Linked DNA regions of Homo sapiens: region 2 is linked to region 1. A link is a loop called in an ENCODE intact Hi-C map of the cell type or tissue named here. Cell type or tissue: dorsolateral prefrontal cortex. All regions are shown on one strand.

What was found. Peaks named below come from ENCODE experiments on the same cell type or tissue, not always from the same donor. Only the 100,000 strongest peaks of a DNase experiment are listed, where the experiment ranks them.
Region 2: a loop joins it to region 1, with 1.9 times the contacts of the local background. A loop is called at or near these places in 1 of 110 quality-filtered maps.

What each region holds. Positions count from the first base shown.
Region 1 is chr11:71,430,243-71,435,242 of GRCh38, reverse strand. DHCR7 (7-dehydrocholesterol reductase) reads left to right here. Exons shown (of 9, transcript NM_001360.3): 9 at 1-832. Among named protein-coding and RNA genes, the nearest start is that of DHCR7, 16 kb to the left of the region's middle. In dorsolateral prefrontal cortex, no CTCF peak of the experiment used is centred here; DNase peaks (open chromatin) are centred at 1,214 and 2,032; H3K27ac peaks cover 4,026 bases.
Region 2 is chr11:71,137,200-71,142,199 of GRCh38, reverse strand. The region is part of intron 3 of SHANK2 (SH3 and multiple ankyrin repeat domains 2); the gene reads left to right. Among named protein-coding and RNA genes, the nearest start is that of SHANK2, 110 kb to the left of the region's middle. RefSeq lists enhancers at 1,058-1,936, 1,937-2,816. In dorsolateral prefrontal cortex, no CTCF peak of the experiment used is centred here; DNase peaks (open chromatin) are centred at 1,395, 2,139 and 2,989; H3K27ac peaks cover 3,372 bases.

The sequences.
Region 1 (5,000 bases):
TGGCAGGTGTCCAGTACCTAATCACGCTCTGTTCCTTGCTTTTGCCTTCAAGGGAATTCCGAGTGTCCAGCACTGCCGTATTGCCAGCACAGACGGATTTTCTCTAATCAGTGTCCCTGGGGCAGGAGGATGACCCAGTCACCTTTACTAGTCCTTTGGAGACAATTTACCTGTATTAGGAGCCCAGGCCACGCTACACTCTGCCCACACTGGTGAGCAGGAGGTCTTCCCACGCCCTGTCATTAGGCTGCATTTACTCTTGCTAAATAAAAGTGGGAGTGGGGCGTGCGCGTTATCCATGTATTGCCTTTCAGCTCTAGATCCCCCTCCCCTGCCTGCTCTGCAGTCGTGGGTGGGGCCCGTGCGCCGTTTCTCCTTGGTAGCGTGCACGGTGTTGAACTGGGACACTGGGGAGAAAGGGGCTTTCATGTCGTTTCCTTCCTGCTCCTGCTGCACAGCTGCCAGGAGTGCTCTGCCTGGAGTCTGCAGACCTCAGAGAGGTCCCAGCACCGGCTGTGGCCTTTCAGGTGTAGGCAGGTGGGCTCTGCTTCCCGATTCCCTGTGAGCGCCCACCCTCTCGAAAGAATTTTCTGCTTGCCCTATGACTGTGCAGACTCTGGCTCGAGCAACCCGGGGAACTTCACCCTCAGGGGCCTCCCACACCTTCTCCAGCGAGGAGGTCTCAGTCCCAGCCTCGGGAGGGCACCTCCTTTTCTGTGCTTTCTTCCCTGAGGCATTCTTCCTCATCCCTAGGGTGTTGTGTAGAACTCTTTTTAAACTCTATGCTCCGAGTAGAGTTCATCTTTATATTAAACTTCCCCTGTTCAAATAAGTGGCTGTGTGGTTTCTGACTGGTGAATGGGCCTGACTCGTGAATGGGCCTGACTGCAGGTCTGACTGGTATACGTGGGCTCTGTTTCTGGTATGAGAAGGGATGTCTGAGAGAGATGCTTGGGTCTCGGCGTCAAAGCATTGGGTGCCCGTGGGTGCGTGGCGCCACCCTGCCCCTCTCCCTCCCATGTCAGCCCTTTGCTGGGGCTGTTTTTGGGTTGAATGTGGAGAGTATTCCATTCCCCCCCAAGGAGATGAAACCAGGCTTGGCCACCTGCCCCCGGCAAGTGAATGGAGAAGCCAGAAAGAGTGCCAGGTTTGTCTTGCACCTGGAGAAACAAGAGTTTCACACAGGCAGCCCAGTGCCCATGCCAGGGCAGGGGGCCAAGCTCAGAGTGGCTTCATTGCTTCACATGAGAACTGGTCCCACAGCCAGGCCGCCTCCCAGACAGCCTGGAGGGTATCGGAACTGTGACCCGCCCAGGCTGACTGCTGAGCCCTAGTGTTCGTGCACTGGTGCCCCACCACTACCTGTTTGAGGATATGGGCCTGAGGGGTCCCGTGCATCTGTGCTGGACACACACCACAAGAGTGATTCAAATGCCGGGGAGACGGGAGCACACTGCCCTGCATGGCTCTGAGCGGAGTGGACCCTGCCTTTTCTTCCCAGACATTGCGTAAATTCAGTTCACAGAGGCTGGGGTGTGGTCACTGTGAGCTCAGATCCGGGCCTCCCTGCCTGCGTTGGAATCCTGGCCCCAGCATTTAAGAGCTGTATGACCTTCAGGGGACCTACCCTCTCAGTGTCTCAGCTTCCTCTTTTGAAAGATGAGGGTCATTATTATCTTCCTGCCTTGATGTGAGAAGGGCTTTCCAGGCCAATTTGCTGGGAGAGCTCTTGGTTCAGATGTGGACCTGCCTCTGAATTGGCTGAGGTTAGCTTTTGGTTTGGTTTCTGTTTGAGCAGCTTTGTGCTGGGCTGCAGGTTCCTCTTCCATGCACTGTGTGTTTGTACAATGGGTTCTGCAGGTGCAAGGCTGTGGCCCAGGCTCTGTCCCACCAGACACGTCTGCCCTCACTCATCCCCAGATGGAGCCAGCTTCTCTCTGGGCGAGAACAGGGTGATCCAGGAGCTCAGATTAGACAGTGCCAGCCTCTACCATTCTCCATGTACAGAGAGCATTCTGTTCCCAGTGAAGCCACAGTGCCTGATCCCTGGGAAGCTGGCCTGGCCTTTGCCCCCTTCCAGAATGAAGGACGGCTCGGACCAATTGCCAGGGCCATCTGAACTGTGCTTTACAGGGCATGGCACTGCCCTCTGATAAGGGGCAGGCATCCAGTACCCCAGGACAGGGTCAGGGCAGGAATCCAGTGGGCACATTCAGAGAGGCTATTTTCCCATGAGTAGATTCAATCCTGATACACCCCACCCTCTCCAACCTCAACCTTCGAAAGCGAGGTGAGGCCTTTCTCAGAAACCACCCTGCTTGCTGTTGGCTCCAGCAGATCTGCTTTCTGGTCCACATTTAACAATCAATTGCTCAGCACATATCTCTGTCCTGGGAGGAGCTGCGCAGATTGCAGGCACTGTCTTTGATGGCACAGCTGATTTCTTGGGAAACTGAGGCCTGGGGTTTAAAGCAACTCACCCCAAATGACAGAACTAGCAACTGGTAGAGGCCAAATTTAAACCTAAGGAGGAGAGGCAAAGGGGCAATGTAGGTCACAGAGTACAATGTTTGGGTTAGACAGGAGAATAAGTTTCTGAGATCTGTGGCACAGCATGGTGGGTGACCATAGTTCGGAATGTATTATATATTTCAAAATTGCTAAGAGTAAATTTTCAGTGTTCTCACTATGCCCACAAAAATACACAGATGAAGTTATGGATATGTTAATTAGCTTGATTTACTCATTCTGCAATTTACACATGTATCAAAACATCACATTGTACCCCATAAATATAAACAATTATTGTCAATTGAAAATACCATTAAAAAATATAAATGACCAATGAAGATCTGAAAAGCTGTTCAATTTCCCTAGTAATTAGAGGGAGGAAAGTTAACATCACGTGATCCTTTGGCAAACTTGATCACATTGGCAAACTTTATTGCAGCAGTAACTCCCAGCATCACCAAGGTCAACAAGAAGCCAGTGTTCTCCTAAACAGTACGTAGGAGTTCTGTTCATTCACGTCAAGAAATTTACCCTGAAGAAATCAAGGGAGGAGGAATATGTTTCAATAACAATGTTGGTGCAAGTATGGTAGATAATAAAGTTTTCTGCTGGGCGCAGTGGCTCACGCCTGTAATCCCAGCACTTTGGGAGGCCAATGTGGGCAGATCACTTGAGTTCAGGAGTTTGAAACCATCCAGGGCAACATGGCGAAACCCCATCTCTGTAAAAACAATTAAAAAATTAGTTGGGCATGGTGGCACATGCTTGTAGTCCCAGCTATTCAGGAGGCTGAGGCAGGAGGATCACCTGAGCCTGGGGAGGTTGAGGCTGTAGTGGACCGTGATTGTGCCATTGCACTCCAGCCTGGGCCAACAGAGCAAGACCCTGTCTCAAAAAAAATAAAGTTTTCATATGAAATATATACATAAAAGGATATATACCAAAACATAAACATTAATGCTATTCATAGCTGCATAGCGGAGGTAATAGATAGTGGTTTTTTTCTGTATTTTTGATAAATGTTATTTTTCAGCAACACTTCTGCAGGATTATAGTAGTGGTGAGGAAGGCTGCTTGCACCTGGACAGATACAATGCATTTGTTTTTAATAAACTAGACCTTCCTGCCCTAAGCAGGCCAAGGAGGAGGAGGAGGACTTCTGGCCAGGAGGGGGGTTTCCACGCAGGCACTGGTGCCACCGAGGGCCGACTGGGCTTGGTTTCACCACGTTGCCTGCAGGGAGGGCTGTTTCAGGAGCAGGAGTCAGCCCTTCTTGTCTGGAGTACTGTCAGAGGTGGGCGTCAGTGATAGCGACAGGAGGCAGCCAAATGCCCAGCAGACAGAGGTGGATCCCCGGTGAAGCCCCACCTCCAAGCCAAAGACAGTTTAAAGCCTGAAAGCCAAGCTATCCTTGGACTGGACTGACAACTTGTCTTGCTGTTTGGTGCACTTCCCTCTGATGGATCCCCACCCTTCACCTATTTTACATATACCCAACCTTTCCTAATTGGTTTCCTACACTGTTGTGTCCACCTTTGAGTGGCATCTTTGCTTTAACCTTTTGTTTGTTTGTTTTGGAGACAGAGTCTTGCTCTGTCACCCAGGCTGGAGTGCAGTGGCGCAATCTCTGCTCACTGCAACCTCCGCCTCCCGGGTTCAAGCCATTCTCCTGCCTCAGCCTCCCGAGTAGCTGGGATTACAGGCATGCACCACCATACCCGGCTAATTTTTGTATTTTTAGTAGAGACTGGGTTTCTCCATGTTGGTCAGGCTGGTCTCGAACTCCTAACCTCAGGTGATCTGCCCGCCTTGGCCTCCCAAAGTGCTGGGATTACAGGCGTGAGCCACCGTGCCCAGCCTAGTTTTAACCTTTTACTGCATACTCACAAGCCAATCAGCATGCACTCCCCATCCTGTACCTATAAAGACTCCAGACTCATTCAGTAGAGGGGAGACGGCCTGACTTTGGGGAAGATGACCTGCCCTTCCTGGCCCCTCTCTAGCTCCCCTCTCCACTTAGAGCTGTTTTGGTTGCTCAGTAAAATTCTCGGCCTTCACCATCCTTCAAGTGTCCATATGACTTCATTCTTTTTGGATGCTGGGCAAGAGTGGGACCCAGCTAGTGTGAGTACCCAGAAAGGCTGTCACACTAGCCCTTTGCCCTTGCCAGTGGAGGGCAGCCACCCCACATGACAAGGCAGGGGGACAACTGAGCTGCTAACACACCACCACCCACAAATGGCAGAACTAAAGGAGCACTGTAACACTGCCTCTGGGGCTTTGGGGTCACAGGCACCCTCACCTGGGTGCTGCAACACGCCTAGTCTGGCCACGGGTCCTGCATGGAGCTTGCTCCTGTGTCTGCACTTGGAATGGCCGGCCGGATCCCACACTCACATGCTCACATGCTCCCTCCCACAAGGGGTTGAGCACAGTGAGCTGAGTAGACGGGGCGCCCCTGCTGTGAGTCCCGTGAAAGGACCAAGAAA
Region 2 (5,000 bases), 290 kb after region 1:
GCTTTTAATTGTTGTGTTCTCAGTTAGACCCGTTCTAATTTTTGTGATTTCTAATTTACTGTAGTCATGCTCCTTTGAGTTTTTGTTTCCATAGCCCTGCACTCTTTCTTTTTGAAAATACTCTCTTGAGTTGTTTGTTTGGTAGGTTTTCTGTCTTATTTTTGTCCTCCCTGGCATCAAGCATTCTCGGGGGCTTTTCTTCTTTTAATTGTGGTGAGTTTTCATGCAGCTCAGAGACCGTTGGAGGTTTGCATGCCGTCTTTCTTGCTGTGGTTCATTTTGTGTCTGTGCGGGGTCCCTGTGGCTTCCCTGACATTTCTGCCTGTCTCGTCTAGGTTGGCTGTCAGTAGTTTGGGCTTTCTGTTGGTTCGCATAGTGCATGGGTGAATTCCGTTTGGCTCCATCATGAAGTTAGATTTGGCCATCTGTTTGCCTTTGGAGAGGAGCAGGCCCAGGGCTGGGAGAGTGGAGTCTACGTGCAGGGCCTGGAATCCCTGTCTTTCCTGAGACATTGTATTAGCCCATTCTCATGCTGGTAATAACGACGCTGCTAACTACCGGAGACTGAGTAATTTGTAATAAAAAACAGGTTTAATAGACTCACAGTTCCACATGGCTGGGGAGGCCTCACAATTATGGTGGAAGTTGGAGGAGGAGCAAAGTCACATCTTCTTGTTGTTGTTTGTTTGTTTGAGAAAGAGTCTCGCTCTCTTGCCCAGGCTGGAGTGCAATGGCGCCATCTCACCTCACAGCAACCTCTGTCTCTTGCCTCCCAGATTCAAGAAATTCTCCTGCCTCAGCCTCCTGAGTAGCTGGGATTACAGTTACCCACCATGACACCCAGATAATTTTTTTTTTTTTGTATTTTTAGTAGAGAGGGGGTTTCACCATGTTGGCCAGGCTGGTCTCGAACGCCTGACCTCAGGTGATCTGCCCACCTCGATCTCCCAAACTGCTGTCAGCCTTGAGGTAGACAGCACTGTGAGCATCTTTGTTGAAGGATAACACACCCGTCCACAGGGCATGTGTCCCGTACACTCAAACGGAACGCAGCATGTAACCTGCAGGTGGAGGAAGGCGTAGGACGCCAGCCAGCCCCGGGAGCCCCACTGCTCCCTCCTACTCATGGGGAGGGTTTATGCTTAATCCCACTTTACAGATGGGAACAGGAGGGTCAGACTTCAGAGCCAGTGAGGGGCAGAGCCACTGTCCTGGGGACACCCAGCCTTGGGCCTTGAAACCTGCTGGATGGAAGCCCTGGGAGGCTGGCGTTGGGTGTGCCACCAACTGCTTGGTACTGGGCTGATTTGCACCTGCAAGTTGAATTCCCGGCAGGAAGGCAGCCAGCAGGCAGCGCTGCGTGGGAAGCAGCCCCGGCCCCAGTCGTCCTGGCATGAGTCAGAAGCACGTCTCCCTCGCCATTCACTCTACACTTTTGGGCGAGGGTCTGAAGATCTGAGCCTCGGGGTTCCACCTGTCGGGAACAAACACCACTTGTGAAGTGAGCCATTGCGGGTTGGCGTTCAGCCCGGGGAGCAGCCACAAGGGGCCCATTACTGTTTCTGTTCTCCTGGGTCCACCCTCCTGCTGGTGCTACCCACACTCGGAGGCTCTCATCAGCCACGTAGAAGGGAGGCCCCGGTCATCTCAGCCACTGAGGTCCTCCATCGGCACTGGGGCAAGGGTGTTGGGAGATCAGGGGCCTTCTACACCCGGCCGGACCCTGCCTCCCTGCCTGTTTGACGCTTTCCTTGGCAGGGTAATCTTCCCCTTGCAGGGCAGGGGCTGTTTCCCCAGCAGGTGTTCTGCCCACTTTGCTAGAGTCACTGGAGACCTGTTGGAGTGATGGATGGAGCCACAGGTCTGCTCCAGCCCAGATTTAACCTACAGCACCTCCTCGTGAAAGCCAGGGCCTCTTCAGGGTTTAGTCTCTACTCGTGGGAGCCTGGTTGTTTCTGGAACCTTCTGAAGACCACTTTGCTTCACTCTGTTCAAGACAAACAAAGCCCCTGGAGGCTGAAACCAGAAATCCCCCGGGTGTGAGCTCTCAGCAACAAAGCAGACATTGTTCCCGTGTGAGAAATCCCTTGTGGGGCTGAGTCCTCTGTGGAGCCAGGGACACGAGACAGTTCCTGGAACCCTGCCCGGAGGAGCCAGCCAGGAGCTGCCGAGTGAGTCTGCACCGAGGCCCCAGTGCCCGTCCACTGGGAGTTGGTGCTGGAGAAGCACCTGGGCGGCCCCTTTTCTCCCCCAATGCCACCCCTCCTCCGCTGCTGTCCGGGCCCACTGCTGCTGGCCGAGTGAGTGCTGTTTCTGAGCCTCACCCTCCAGTGGAACTGAAGCTTTAAGTCATTGAGTGAGAGCCTCTAGCAGTGCTCACAACCCTTCAGGCACAACCGGAGCCCTCACTTGAATAGTCGTGTGTGGGTGGGCTTCCCGGGCCACGCAGGGAGTGGTGGGGTGGGCTCTGGGCACAGGGAGGGCAGCCTCTCTGCATCCTCTCAAATGCACAGTGGTGGAGTGCTGGCTCTGGACATTCAGCATGGCCTTTAAAACAAGTGGCATGTGCCAAAATCAATACAAACTGGTGAGCTCTGTTATTTCTGGGGGAGTGTGAATGAGGAAGAGGGAAGAAAACTGGCCCCGTGGCCCAAAGTGGTTTTTCTTTTATTTATTTATTTATTTTATTTTATTATTATTATACTTTAAGTTTTAGGGTCCATGTGCACAATGTGCAGGTTAGTTACATATGTATACATGTGCCATGTTGCTGTGCTGCACCCATTAACTCATCATTTAACATAAGGTATATCTTCTAATGCTATCCCTCCCCCCTCCCCCTACCCCTTTAATCCACAGTGAATGCCATGTTGCAAGGAGAGCAGAGAAGAAAATAGAACGGGGCTGTGGCGGCCTTTGTCGGGCTCTGCTGGGGTGTCTACGTCGGCCCCGCATCCGCCTCTCCCTGAGGCCTGGCACCGAGTAGCTCAGCTGAAGCTGTCACTCTGAGGGCTGATCCTTGCGACCTGGCCCACCTCCCAGCAGACGCTCAGGGAAAATGAGTGTCCCATTCTGTGCTTGAGTCAGTGCTTCCATTTATAAAGCACGTGCATCTTCCAGTGGGGTACTTCATTTAGGAAAAAGCATTTGCACTGCCAACCTGACCCCCTCAAAGACCATGCATTGTCACTCAGCTGTCCTCCCTCTCTCCCCGCCTGTACAGTCACTCAAAATCCCCACTACCTTTGCCATGCTGGGAGGGCCCTGCCCTCTCATTCCCGCTGTGCTGCCTCACCCTGTGGCATGCATCTGCTGACGGGGATGTCCTCTCGTCTGTCTGCTGCTTCCAAATGGACTCTCAGATTTTTCTTTTTCTTTTTCTTTTTCTTTTCTTTTTTTTTTTTTTTTTGAGATAGGGTCTTGCTCTGTCACTCAGGCTGGAGTTCAGTGGTGCAATCACAACTCACTGCACCCTTGGCTCAAGGGATCTTCCTGCTTCAGCTTCCCAAGTGCACGCCACCACACTGGGATTTTTTTTTCTTTTTAGTAGAGACAGAGTCTCACTATATTGTCCAGAGAGGTTTCGAACTCCTGGGCTCAAGTGATCCTCCCACCTCAGCCTCCCAAAGTGCTGGGATTACAGGCGTGAACCACCGCGCCCGGCCGGATATGCTTGATTCCAAAGTGGCCTTGGCCCGTCTGCTTATTATTGTGGATTAAAATAGAACCCCAAAAGTAAGGAGGTTTCACCTCCTCCACCTTCAGGATTTAATCCCCTCTTTTTGGTCACAGGCACATAATTACCGCATTTGCATTTTGTATTTGAGGATTCCTCTACTTTTGAATATTGGGAGGACTCTACCTGTGCTGGCAACGTCTGAGCCTATCTTCCCCTCCTGTACCTGGGGCTGGCTCCTCATCCTCAGAGACCATGAGGCGCCCGGCCATTGTGAGAGGGGGCTCTGGACGGCCGGTGCAGGGGTGGTTAGTTACCGTTAGAAGCTGTGTTCAGGTGCTTTGCTGTGTGAGTGCGCCCGCCCATTGTGAGAGAGGGCTCTGGGCGGCTGGTGCAGGGGTGTGGTTCGTTACTGTTAGAAGCTGTGTTCGGGTGCTTTGCTGTATGTGTGCGCCCACCCATTGTGAGAGAGGGCTCTGGGCGGCTGGTGCAGGAGTGTGGTTCGTTACCATTAGAAGCTGCATTCGGGTGCTTTGCTGTGTGTGTGCGCCCGCCCATTGTGAGAGAGGGCTCTGGGCGGCTGGTGCAGGGGTGGTTCGTTACCGTTAGAAGCTGCGTTTCGATGCTTTGCTGTGTGTGTGTCTGATTCCTTGCTCCTGGACCCTGCAAGGTGAGAGCTGGGTGTCTTCTAGGAGTTGATGGAGTCCATGTGCCTGAGAGATTGGCAGCTTGGGTGGTCGTGATCCTGAATGGCAGCCTCTTAATTCCACTTCAAGAAGGTTTGTCCTTGTTTCCCTCGGGTGGATTTTTCCAGGTAGAAAGCCAGTTCTGGTCAGATTTGCCTTCTGCTGCATTCTGTTCAACACCTGGGCCTTCCAGGGAGTGGGTGGCGGGAGGGCTTCTCGGCCAGGCCCAGCTCCCTGCAGCCAGCACCCTGGCACCGATAGAACTTCTGTTAGCGGCTCCCTGCACCCAGCACCCTGGCGGCGATAGAATTTCCATTCACACAGCATCCACGGTCACATCTCCTGCTGCAGCCTCCTTTGGGGGGGCTGGGCCTTATTTCCCCCTCCATACCTTCTCTGTTGAAAGCCCAGATGCCCCTCAACTCAAGTTGTGCAAAACCAATGCTATGACCGTAACTTTCTCTAGGAACCTCCAGGTCTGGCCCCACTGTTATTTGCTCTCTTAGATAGCAGTTACCTTTTTTTTTTTTTTTTTTTTAAGTAAGGATTTTAATACTTATTTTAAAAAAGGATTTAAAAAAAAAGAAAAGACTAAAACTTTCTTTTTTTCAAAAAGTTTTCTTGAGTTATAATTTATA